Linked DNA regions of Homo sapiens: region 2 is linked to region 1. Evidence: chromatin loops called from intact Hi-C (ENCODE). Cell type or tissue: sigmoid colon. All regions are shown on one strand. Each heading gives the region's core, and the rest is flanking DNA. Links, peaks and the distances in the headings are about the cores only.

Region 1 (5,760 bases), core at 1,052-5,051:
AGACTTGCTTTATGATCAAGCATGTAGTTGATCTTAGAATATGTTCTGTGTGCAGATGAGAAGAATGTATAGTTTGTGGTTGATTGGTAGAGCATTCTGTGCATGTCTTTTAGGTCCAATTGGTTGAGTGTCAAGTTCAAGTACAGAATTTCGTCGTTAGATTTCTGTGTCAATGATTGGTCTAACAGAGTCAATGGGATGTTGAAGTCTCCCAGCATTATTGTGTGGCTGTCTAAATATTTTCATAGGTCATGAAGGACTGGTTATAGATCTGGGTGCTTCAGTGTTGGGTGAATATATATTTAGGATAGCTAACTCTTCTTGTTGACTTGAACCCTTTATCATTATGTAATGCCCTTCTTTGTCCTTCCTGAATGTTGTTGATTTAAAATCTGTTTCATCTGATATAAGAGTAGTGACTCCTGCTCCTTTTTTTTTTTGTTTTCTGTTTGCATGGTAGATCTTCCTCCATCCCCTTACTCTGAGCCTTTGGGTGTCCTTACATGTAAGATGGGTTTCTTGAAGACAGCAGGCAGTTTGGTATTGCCTTTTTATCCAGTTGCCATTCTATGCCTTTTAAGTGCAGCATTTAGACCATTTATATTCAGGGTTAATATTGATTTCTGAGAGTTTTATTTTGTTATTGTGTTTATATCAGGTTGTTTTGTAGACTTGATTGTGTAGTTGCATTATAGTGTCTCTGGGCTGTGTGTTTAAGTGTAGTTTTATGGTAACAGGTGTCATTCTTTCATTTCTATGTTTAGCACTCTCTTAGGACCTCTTGTAAGGCTGGTCTAGTTGTAATGAATTCCCTCAGCATTTGCTTGTCTGAAAAGGATTCTATTTCTCCTTCACTTAGGAAGTTTAGTTTGGTGGGATATGAAATTCTTGCTTGGAATTTCTTTTCTTTTCTTTTTTCGTTCTTTCTTTTTTGAGACAAGAGTCTCGCTCTGTCACCCAGGCTAGAGTGCAGTGGCACGATCTCGGCTCACTGCAAGCTCCACCTCCTGGGCTCATGCCATTTTCCTGCCTCAGCCTTCTGAGTAGCTGGGACTACAGGCAACCACCACCAAGCCTGGCTAATTTCTTTGTATTTTTAGTAGAGACGGGGTTTCACTGTGTTAGCCAGGATGGTCTCGATCTCCTGACCTCATGATCTGCCCACCTCTGTCTCCCAAAGTGCCGGAATTACAGGCGTGAGCCACCATGCCCGGCCTTGGAATTTCTTTTCTTTAGGAATGTTGAAAATAGGCCCCCAATCTCTTCTGACTTATTAAGGTTTCTGCTAAGAGTTCTGCTTCTAGCCTGATGGAGTTCTTTTTGTACATGACCTGCCCCTTCTCTCTAGCTGCCTTTAAGATTTTTTTCTTTCATGTTTTCCTTGATGAATCTGATGACTATGTGCCTCAGAGATGGTGGTCTTGTATAGTATCTCACCAAGGTTCTCTGTATTTCTTGAATTTGTATGTCAACCTAACAAGATTGGGGAAATTTTTGTGGACTATATGTTCAAATATGTTTTCCAAGTTGCTTACCCTCTTCCCTCTTTCAGCAATGCCAGTGAGTCATAAATTCTATCTCTTTGCAAAATCCCATATTTCTTGGAGGTTTTATTCATTTTTTTAAATTATTTTTCTTTATTTTTGTAAGGCTCCATTGATTCAAAGAACTAGTCCTTGAGCTCTAAGATTCTTTTCTTGGCATGGTCTATTCTATTCTGCTGTTAACACTTCTAATTATATTATGAAATTCTTGTAGTGAATTGTCCAATTCTAGAAGTTCAGTTTGGTTCTTTCTTAAAATGTCTATTTTTGTCTTTCAGCTCTTGGATTGTTTTACTGGATTCTTTGGATTCCTTGGTTTGGGTTTCAACTTTTTCCTGAAGCTCAATGAACTGCCTTGGCAGCCATATTCTGAATTCTATGTCTGTCATTTCAGTCATTCCAATCTGCCTAAGAACCACTGTTGGGAAGCTAGTGGAATCATTTGTAGATAAGGGGATACTTTGGATTTTTGAGTTGTAGAGATCTTGGACTGATTCTTTTTCATCTGAAAGGGCTGATGTATCTTTAACTATGGCATAAGTTGAGTATAGTCAATTGGCTTTATTTCTGGATGCTTTCAGAGGGCTAAGTCTCTGTACAAGATCTTTATTTGTGATTGGATTCTTGCCCTGAGTGTCATAGGAATGTTTATTGGAAGAATAATTTTTTATGTGATTTGGGCTGTGATCCAGTGGATGTTGCTTAAGAGTAATGGCTAGCAGATAGGCCCTTACTCAGCTGCATGGTTATTTTGTATTTCCACACGTTTGTAGCCATGCTCTGTGGTGGGGATGCAGAGAGATGATCCCCTCACTAGGTTCACTCCTGGGCCTCAGGAGAGCCCCCTCCAAACACTGGCACTGTCTGTGTTTCTTTTATTGGGTTAACAGGGCTCCCTCTGTGGGGCTCCCTCAGGTAGATGCCATGGCTAGGAGACAGGCCACACCCTTCCTGGTCTGGTCTTATGTAGGGAGGCACATCCTGTTCCCATGCCAGTCTGCAAACCCATGAGTCTCACCCCTCTCAGTGTTCTGAGAGTGGGGGTGTCCTCCTCCAGTTGAGTGTTAGCCATAGATCTCTGCTTGGCACTCCTGAGCTGCACACTGCAGCCCTGGAGTGCCAGGACTGGACTGAAGCTCTGTCTTCTGGACTCTTGGAATCAGGCAACAGTTATGCTGGGGGATGTGAAGTGCTTCCTGGCCACAGGGAAGTACTCAGGTAGAGCCTCTGGTAGAGCACTCATACTGAGCAGTGGAGGCTGTGTTGTGCACTGGCTTCTGTGGGAGTGGCCAGGCAGCGTCCCTGGGAGGGCCTGTCAGGCATGAGAGCCTGCAGAACAGAAGCACCCCAGTCCTGCTGAGAAACTGGTCCCACTCTCTCTTGGACCTGCAGTCTGCTGGGGCTAGAGCTACTCAGAGGGAGATGGGGTGCCCTTGGGGATGGGGACCTCTGACAGCATGCTGCTACAGCTGCAACATGTGCCAAAGTCCCTGGATTCTGCCCAGGTTGGAGCTGGGTCTCTGCCTACTCTCCAGGGAGATCTTCCTGCCAGCTGAAATGTTTATGAGGAGCATGAGATCTCTTGTAGCTAATATCTCAGAGGTCTTTGGCAACAGTGGGAAGCCCCTCCAACCCTACACTCACCCCTTCCCTAGAAACTGCTCAGGCCTAGAAATTAGCCCTAGCATTCAGCAACCCCACGCAGGGTTCCTAGCTTCCTCCTCTTCAGGCTTGGTGTCTGCATCTTTTCTCTATCAACTGTTGGTGTTGCCACTCCAGAGGTCTCCTCAAAGTATGTCGGTTTACCGACTATTTTGTTCTCTCTTAGTGGGGGCAATGTTTCCTGGCTGTGTTTAGCTGGCCATTTTGTCTCTATCTGTCAAATTAGAGGGAAAGGTACTGGAAAATTAGAGGAAAATTAGCTTTTTATTCTGAATTTGGTGTTTTCTGGATGTGTGGACTTGAGCAAGTCAGGTAGCCCTCCCTTCAGTTTCTCCATTTGTAGGATTTGGGGGTAGACACTTTTCTTTTCAAATCCATGACTCCTCTTTGGGTTAAATCTATATTTCTTAGAAGGGCAAAGGAAGATAACATTATTGAGTGACTTTTCTCTTTAGAGGCTTTCTAGTCACCATTTAACAAGCTTTGTAAAAGTGTAAGGTATCTTCTATTATCCCTAGTTTATGTGTACAGGTGCAGAAAAGTAAGTTGCTACATACATAGCAAAAGACAGATTTTGTATTAGAACTTAAATTTGTCTGATTTAAGCTTTCCATTATAAGGATCTATGATTGGGCATTTCAACTGATCATCCCTACAGCAGAGCAAACATGCTTCTTAGATTCTGTGGATCTAATTATAATGATCCATATGACTTAGCAGGGGGCAGGCTTCTCAAACAGTTGAGTGAGGAGGAAAAACCAATAAGTCAGTATCTTGCAAGCTCTTAGAAACAGGGCCACGCCTTTACCTTTATTTCTATTTTCTTGTGACTTTATCCCCATCTGACCCCCACTTTTTCCCCTCTCCCATTTCTTCCCAGTTGTGTGACATTCTAGTCCTGGGACAACTAGGCAACAGAGATACATGGTGTCTTAGAGGCTTTTATTTCTGTGTTGATATGATGAGAGTGTTAGCTTTCCAAACAAGTGGTAAAATTTCTGGTCTCTGTGAAATGTCAACCAGCCAGCCAGTCAAATTATTTAAGCTGACTCTTGTCTGTGTAGGAATTCTTAAGGCAGTTTTATTGGAATCACATCCCTAGGCTGAAAGAGTTGCTGCAGGGCCTCCGGATGCTGGCAAGACAAACGTAAATTAAATCTTTCAGAAGAAAGGATTATGACTTTTCCATTAATATTCTCATCCAAACCCAGCAACCACAAGTTTTCCTTTTCAAGTTTTTTTAAAGGAATCTTTTCATAATGAGTCTTCCCCCTTTTAAAATCTGCAGGATGAACAAGGCATTTTTCTCAGTTTTCCTCAGACTTTTTGACTTTGCTTGACTGAGGTGCTCCATTTGCATCAATAGCAGAGGGCAGAATCACTTTAATTCTGATACTCTAGGAGCTCTCTGGAGCATCTGTGATGTGATATAAGACAACAAACAATACAGCCACCAAAAGACTTGCTACCTGCTGTATCCAAAGACCTGACCAGGTGTCTCAAGCAGGGGCAGGAATAGGGTGAGGCAAAGGAGGCTGCTATGGTGCAAAAGTTAAGGAGACGCTGACTTTCAGGTACCAGCCCTGTACTCGTATGGCCTTGAGTGTTAGTGCCTCCTTAAATGTTACACAAAATGTGGCTCATTCTTAAAGAGACGCTCACTCTCAGCATCTCAGGGTCCTGCAAGGACAGAGTCCACACAGTGGAGCGAGGACACCCTAGGGTGTCCCTTCATCCTAGTCCCAGCACTAATCCCAAGAGGCTGTAGACCCCACCATGGTTTTTTAACACGGCAGCCTCAGGCAAGGAAGGGAGATGCAGAACACAGCGCATGGGCTCCCATTACCTGATTCCACCTGCAACTGACTTCAGTGCAGGTGCCAGGCAGCAGCAGCAATGCTGAACTTCCCGAGTTGTTCTCCAGCCTTATTCCTCCAGACAGTTCCCAGTGCAAGGGAGGGTTTAGTGAATGGAGGAAGGAAGGCAGGAATGAAGGAATGTTCTTCCTGGAATTCTCTTACATGGCTTTATGTTAGCTCCTTTGAAGAGACTCAGAGTTCCAAAACCCTATTGTGGCTGTGAGCAACCACTTGAGAAGGCATTAAGCCCAGGTGAGCTCTGCCAGTTCCAAAAACCTTAGAACAGGAAACTCTGTCTCTCAGTAAATATTTGAAGAAGACTCCAAAGAAGAAAGTAGAATATTCATTCTATAGGATGATAATACACTTAGTTATATTTTTCCCCACCTTAAAAATACAGATAAAATAGTATACTCCTTTATTTATGTTGATGGCACTGCCAACCCACTGTGAAAGGATGTGTACTTTGAGATGTTTTTCCAATGGGAAATGGGGATGGGAATTGGCTTTGGCTGGTGCATACTTACCCTCTCCTTCAGCCCCTTTTGTGTACTTCTGCAAGATGCAGTGAGGTCATGTGCCTATTGGGATCAAAATTATAACATTGTCTTTTTTGTTATTACCCTGACAAAGGGAACTAAACTAAGCTAACAATAACAACAGCAATAGTAACAAAATGGCATTACTCGACCACC
Region 2 (5,760 bases), core at 629-4,628, 200 kb before region 1:
CATCCTGGCTAACATGGTGAAACCCCGTCTCTACTAAAAATACAAAAAATTAGCCGGGCGAGGTGGCGGGCACCTGTAGTCACAGCTACTCGGGAGGCTGAGGCAGGAAAATGGCGTGAACCCAGGAGGCGGAGCCTGCAGTGAGCCGAGATAGTGCCACTGCACTCCAGCCTGGGGGACAGAGCGAGACTCCGTCTCAAAAAAAAAAAAAAAAAAAAAGAGAAACAGAAGCCCAAAGTAATTAGCAATACAAAAGGAAAACTTTACAACTATAGCAATACTACCTCATATGCAAATTTTTAATATTTGATTAGCATAACCACCATAAATTCCATACCCCATTATTGATACTAATTAACTGTATTAGTCCATTTTCACACTGCTATAAAGAACTGCCTGACACTGGGTAATTTAAAAAGGAAAGGGGTTTAATTGACTCACGGGTCAGCATGGATGGGGAGGCCTTAGGAAACTTAACAATCATGGTGGAAGGCAAAGGGGAAGCAAGACACCTTCTTCACAAGGTGACAGGAAGGAGGATGAAAGAAGGAGGAACTTGCCAGACACATATAAACCATAAAAACTTATGAGAACTCACTCACTATCACGAGAACAGCATGGGGGAAGCTGCCCCCATGATTCAATTATCTCCACCTGGTCTCTCCCTTGACACATGGGGATTATGCAGATTATGGGAATTATAATTCAGGATGAGATTTTGGGTGGGGACACAGCTAAACTGTATTATTCCACCCCTGCCCTTCCCAAATCTCATGTCCTCATAATCTTGCCTTTCCAACAGTCCCCCAAAGCCTTTATTCATTTCAACATTAACCCAATAGTCCAAGTCCAAAGTCTCATCTAAGACAAGGCAAGTCCCTTCTACTTATGAGCCAGTAAAACAAAAAACAAGTTATTTCCTTCCAAGATATAGTGGGGGTATGGGCATTGGGTAAATACACCTGTTCCCAATGAGAGACATTGGCCAAAACAAAGGGGCTGCAGGTCCCATGCAAGTCTGAAATCCAGCGAGGTTGTCAAATCTTAAAGCTCTGAAATGATCTCCTTCAGCTCCATGTCTCACATCCAGGTCATGCCGATACAAGAGGCGGGCTCCCATGGCCTTGGGCAGCCCCACCCTGGTGGCTTTGCACGGTACAGCTCTTGAAACTCCCTAACTTTTCTCCAATTGTCAGCTACTGAGTGGATCCTTCACTGGTTTGTTCTCTTGCCTGGCAAGTAAACTCAGTGCTGCTTTCTTAGCCCCAGTGGCCTCTGCTTCATCCTTTGACAGGGCACACAGTAAGGTGATACCAGAACTGGGAAACTGAAGCCTGCTATCTTGACTCCCAGTGGGGTTGTCTCCCCACCCCAAATGCACAGAGTTGTCCTCTGAGAGCATTACCCACATAGGTCTGAAGAAATCCAATCCTGGGCCAATTCACTGAGTCCAGAGCAGATTCACCATGAGTTTAACTAACAGATCTTGTGATATGCAAACACTTCAGTCCTCCTGGTCTCCCCACACAGACCCTTTGATATTGCCACATCTGTCCCCTGTGAGGTAGGAGTGCTGTGCAGTTGACAGCATTTGTGAAAAGACTTGGAGTAAAATGTACAGAATCCAGGGATTTCCCCAAGTCTCACCTGTGGGCTGGCTGTTCTTTGCTGGGGCTCCAGGATGTTTGAGGATCTGGTCTCAGTTTTACAGAATCAGGTGCATTTTGTTTGTTTCTGGATCTATAACTTGTTAGATCCTAGGGATCTAGTTTAATTCTATTCAATGTATATCCTTTAAGTACTCACTGCAAAAAATATAAGCATGAGTGGAACAATCCTTGCTGTTGAAGGACGTCCAATTTGGTGGTAGAAACAGACGTGAAAATACAGCAGCCTACGATGATACTAGTGATCTAAAGGAAACTTTCATTAGTTCACTGGGAGGTTAGAGTGGGTGAGAGACTTGGCACAGATTGGAAGGGATGTGAAAGACTTCCTGGAAGAGGGTTTCTCATTACTCCAAGCCATGCATCTGATCTATTCACTGGAAACAGTAAATTTATTGACATGTAAAAGGAGCTATATTGTAAGCCGTGTTTACTCATCTTGGAACATCTTTCTGCTGGACAGGTATATTCACAGACCAAATTATAGTTTAGAAACTTGCTTGGTAAGTAAAGGATTAGAAAAAGAAAAATGGGTGTGACCTGAGATGACAAGAACGTAGGTATAGATGTTCTGGGAGCCATCTGTATAGACCTTGCAACAGAAAGGTATTTGAAGAGATACTGACTTGTTGGCCAGCATGGTGAAATCCCGTCTCTACTAAAAATACAAAAAATTAGCTGGGCATGGTAGCATGTGCCTGTAGTCCCAGCTACTAGGGAGGCTGGGGCAGGAGAATTTGTTGAACCCAGCAGGTGGAGGTTGCAGTGAGCCGAGATTGTGCCACTGCACTCCAGCCTAGGCAACAGAGAGAGACTCCATCTCCATATATATATGTATATATATAATTTTTTTAAAAATTATTTTTCACTTGTCATCCTAAGCTGCTTTGTAGGAGCTTGTCTCATAAAAGAGACATCATTATGAAAATGTATCCTAGATCAGATGTGTTTTGTGGTAACCTGCTTCTGCTATAGTATTAGAGAGAGAGCCTGGGCTCATTCATGAATCCCAAGCCTGACCAACAAGTCATCTGTAAACCCTCTCTCTGGAGAAGATTATTTTACTGAACAAGGTCCACAACATCACATTAACTTTAGGGAACTTTGGAGAGTTTTCATGTCAGAGATTGATATTTTCTGACTTTGTCTTGAGGTCAGTAGTCCCCTGGAGATTAACTAGGGACCATAATCTGCTTTAAACCAAATCAGGGAAGCCTGCTTGTCATGACAGTAGCAGAGCTGAGTAACAATAGGAGAAAGTGGGAAGTTAGAACCAGGGAAAGGGATGAGCTTTGATTTCGTAGGAAGAACTATTCTTTTCCTACCCACAAATATCTGGTTCATATATCAAAAACATGCAAACAGAGAAACTCATGTTGGTATTGTGGGACTTGTGAATAAACAAAATCTATTTTATAAATATGATATTCTAATTTTGAGACGCATTTGCTACTTCAGTGATCATTAAAAGTAAAAAACTAAACACAACAAATTATAATATTAAAATCAGTTTTTAAAAACCAGCTATAAATGGTTTATATTTCCAAAATATCATTTGAGTATTCATTAAACTGTGTAAGGTGGCAGTGACTCTTCCTAAGACAATGTATTTCATACCAGATGCTTATTTGCTTTCTTGAAGACTCTGCCATTGAGTCTTTTTATGTTCCCAATACATTCAGGAGCTGGAAGTTTCAGAGCTATTGTCAGAGAGCTGAGCTCTAGCTGCCCCAAAGTTCTGATCGCTCTCTCTCTCCAAATATAATATAATATAATAAATATAAAATAAAATAAAATAAAATAAATTCATCCTTTGACAAGGCACACAGCTAGGTGATACCGGAACTGGGAAACTGAAGCCTGGTGTCATGACTCCCAGTGGGGTTGTCTCCCCACCCCAACCGCACACAGTTGTCCCCTGAGAGTATTACCCACATAGGTCTGAAGAAATCCAATCCTGGGTCAATTCACTGAGTATATCTATGGAGAATATAACATATATTTAGAATGACGAAAGTGCTTTCTTTGTCTACTACCATTGTGGAGAGAGTTTCTGGGTTGGAAGAAGATTTTAGTTTTAATCATATTTTTCCAACACATTCCACAATTATGAAGAGTGTGCTGATATATATCTATATGATATGTGTACATATATGCACACATATCAAGTATATTTTATATATATATATATACACACACATATCTAGGATATATCTATATCTATGTATCTATCTACACATATCAAGTTTTGAGATACATATATCTGATATATATATATATATCTCAGAACTTGATGTGCATGTATGTGTGTGTGTATATATATATGCATATATATGTGTGTGTGTGTGTGTGTATATATATATATATATATGCATCCTAGATATGTAATAAGTCACTCTAAGAATGACAACTTGGAGGGGAAGGTACAAAAAGCCCCAAGTTCCCTGTGAGCCTGTTCAGTCTTGATGAGGTCCCAGTGCACTCCTGCACCTGGGTTCCCTCAGAGTACTGAGGTCCAAGCCTCTTAATAAAATTATATCTAAGGGTCTCTCCATTCCACAATGCATCAAATGCGGGTAAGAAAACAAAGCCTCCTCTCTTCAATGTCACAATTACCAAGCATATTTTCCTTAAGCATCTCATAAGAGGGTTCTGCTGGAACAAAGCACACTCTTCATAATTGTGGAAGTGTTGGAAAAATATAATTAAAACTAAAATCTTCTTCCAACCCAGAAACCCTCTCGACCACGGTAGTAGAGAAAGAAGGCGCTTTCATTATTCAATAAGCATTGAACCAGAATGGGATCACAGGCAATCTGCTAAGAGATGGCCAAGTCAGGAAAAAAATCTCACCCTTTTATGCAGACAGGCAGATCCAATCCATTCCATAGATGTTCTCAAAATAAACAGTAACTACTCAAGTAAGGGCACTTGACAGACCCATTTATCACACATAATTCATCCCAGGTTCACCTGGTAATTGGGGTGACCATCTGTGTTAGTTAATTGGTTTTATACATAGGAAAAACAAACTTCTCCTATCTTGAGAGACAGAGGTAGTTTTGCAGCTTGGAGCCAGGTGCCCTCTGATGTTAAGCTCTACCCTCCTCCAGAAGCTGAGAGAGAGCGCAGCTATCTCTCCTGATGTTTACATTTCAAAGAGATGGTTCCCAGGTCCTTGAGAAAGATATTTCTTGGTCATAAAGTTGACAAAAGACATATTTAGTCTTCAAATGAATTAATATACACTTCAAAGGAGGAGGAAATATTTAGAATTATAAACTTTCTAAAGTAAATACTCTGATAAAAATGAGGAGAGGAGAATCTCTTCCCTTATCTTTAATAGGAAGAATTAAGACTCTTAATTTTAATTTGTATTTGTCTTTACAAAGGTTAAGTTAAATTGGGGTTTTCACATTAGGCCTGTGAACCACAATCTGGTTATCACAACTGTCATATCTCACTCAAAAATGTATGTAAAACAATGTGGTCAGTAATATACTTTCAATTCTCTTTTTCTTTGAACTCATTGCATTGTTTTCTTTATCACGATTTATTATCTTAAACTAGTATTACCAGATGTTTGGAAATAGTAGTTGCCAAAACCACTTATCAGAATTACAGTGTATAGAAAATAGCGAATCTTTGTAGACAGTAGTAATGCACTATAATTAGAGGGTACTCTGCTTTGTTTAGTGTGAGTCAGTTTATTCCAATAGCAGTGTTTATGTCAGACTCTGTTCCTTGAGAGCTGACAGCTTATTAATGCAAAGAGCCATGCCTAGATGGATAGGTAAAATAAATCAGACTTAGAGCCAGTGAACTCTTTTAAAATTTAGATTTTATTGATATTTTTAAATAGGTGATACATTCACATGATTCAAAATACAAAAGGTGAAAAGGGTTTACGCAGTGCACATTCTCTCTGCCACCAGTGTCACCAAGCCACTCAGTTACCCTGCCCTGGACCACATGGTGTTGTTTCTTATATATTCCTTCAGAGATATGTTATATGTGTACACACAAATACATGTGCACAGATTTTTTTTGTCTTTTTAACAAAAATGTTATCACACCATATAAACAAATCTCC

The links. A loop is a pair of places that touch in the nucleus more often than their neighbours do. Peaks named below come from ENCODE experiments on the same cell type or tissue, not always from the same donor. Only the 100,000 strongest peaks of a DNase experiment are listed, where the experiment ranks them.
Region 2: it touches region 1 in a loop (2.4-fold over the local background); 2 of 110 quality-filtered maps call a loop at or near these places.

The regions. Positions count from the first base shown.
Region 1 is chr18:63,815,706-63,821,465 of GRCh38, forward strand. No RefSeq gene overlaps it. Among named protein-coding and RNA genes, the nearest start is that of SERPINB7, 43 kb to the left of the region's middle. In sigmoid colon, for the core only: no CTCF peak of the experiment used is centred there; a DNase peak (open chromatin) is centred at 3,031.
Region 2 is chr18:63,612,438-63,618,197 of GRCh38, forward strand. No RefSeq gene overlaps it. Among named protein-coding and RNA genes, the nearest start is that of SERPINB13, 28 kb to the left of the region's middle. In sigmoid colon, for the core only: no CTCF peak of the experiment used is centred there; no DNase peak of the experiment used is centred there.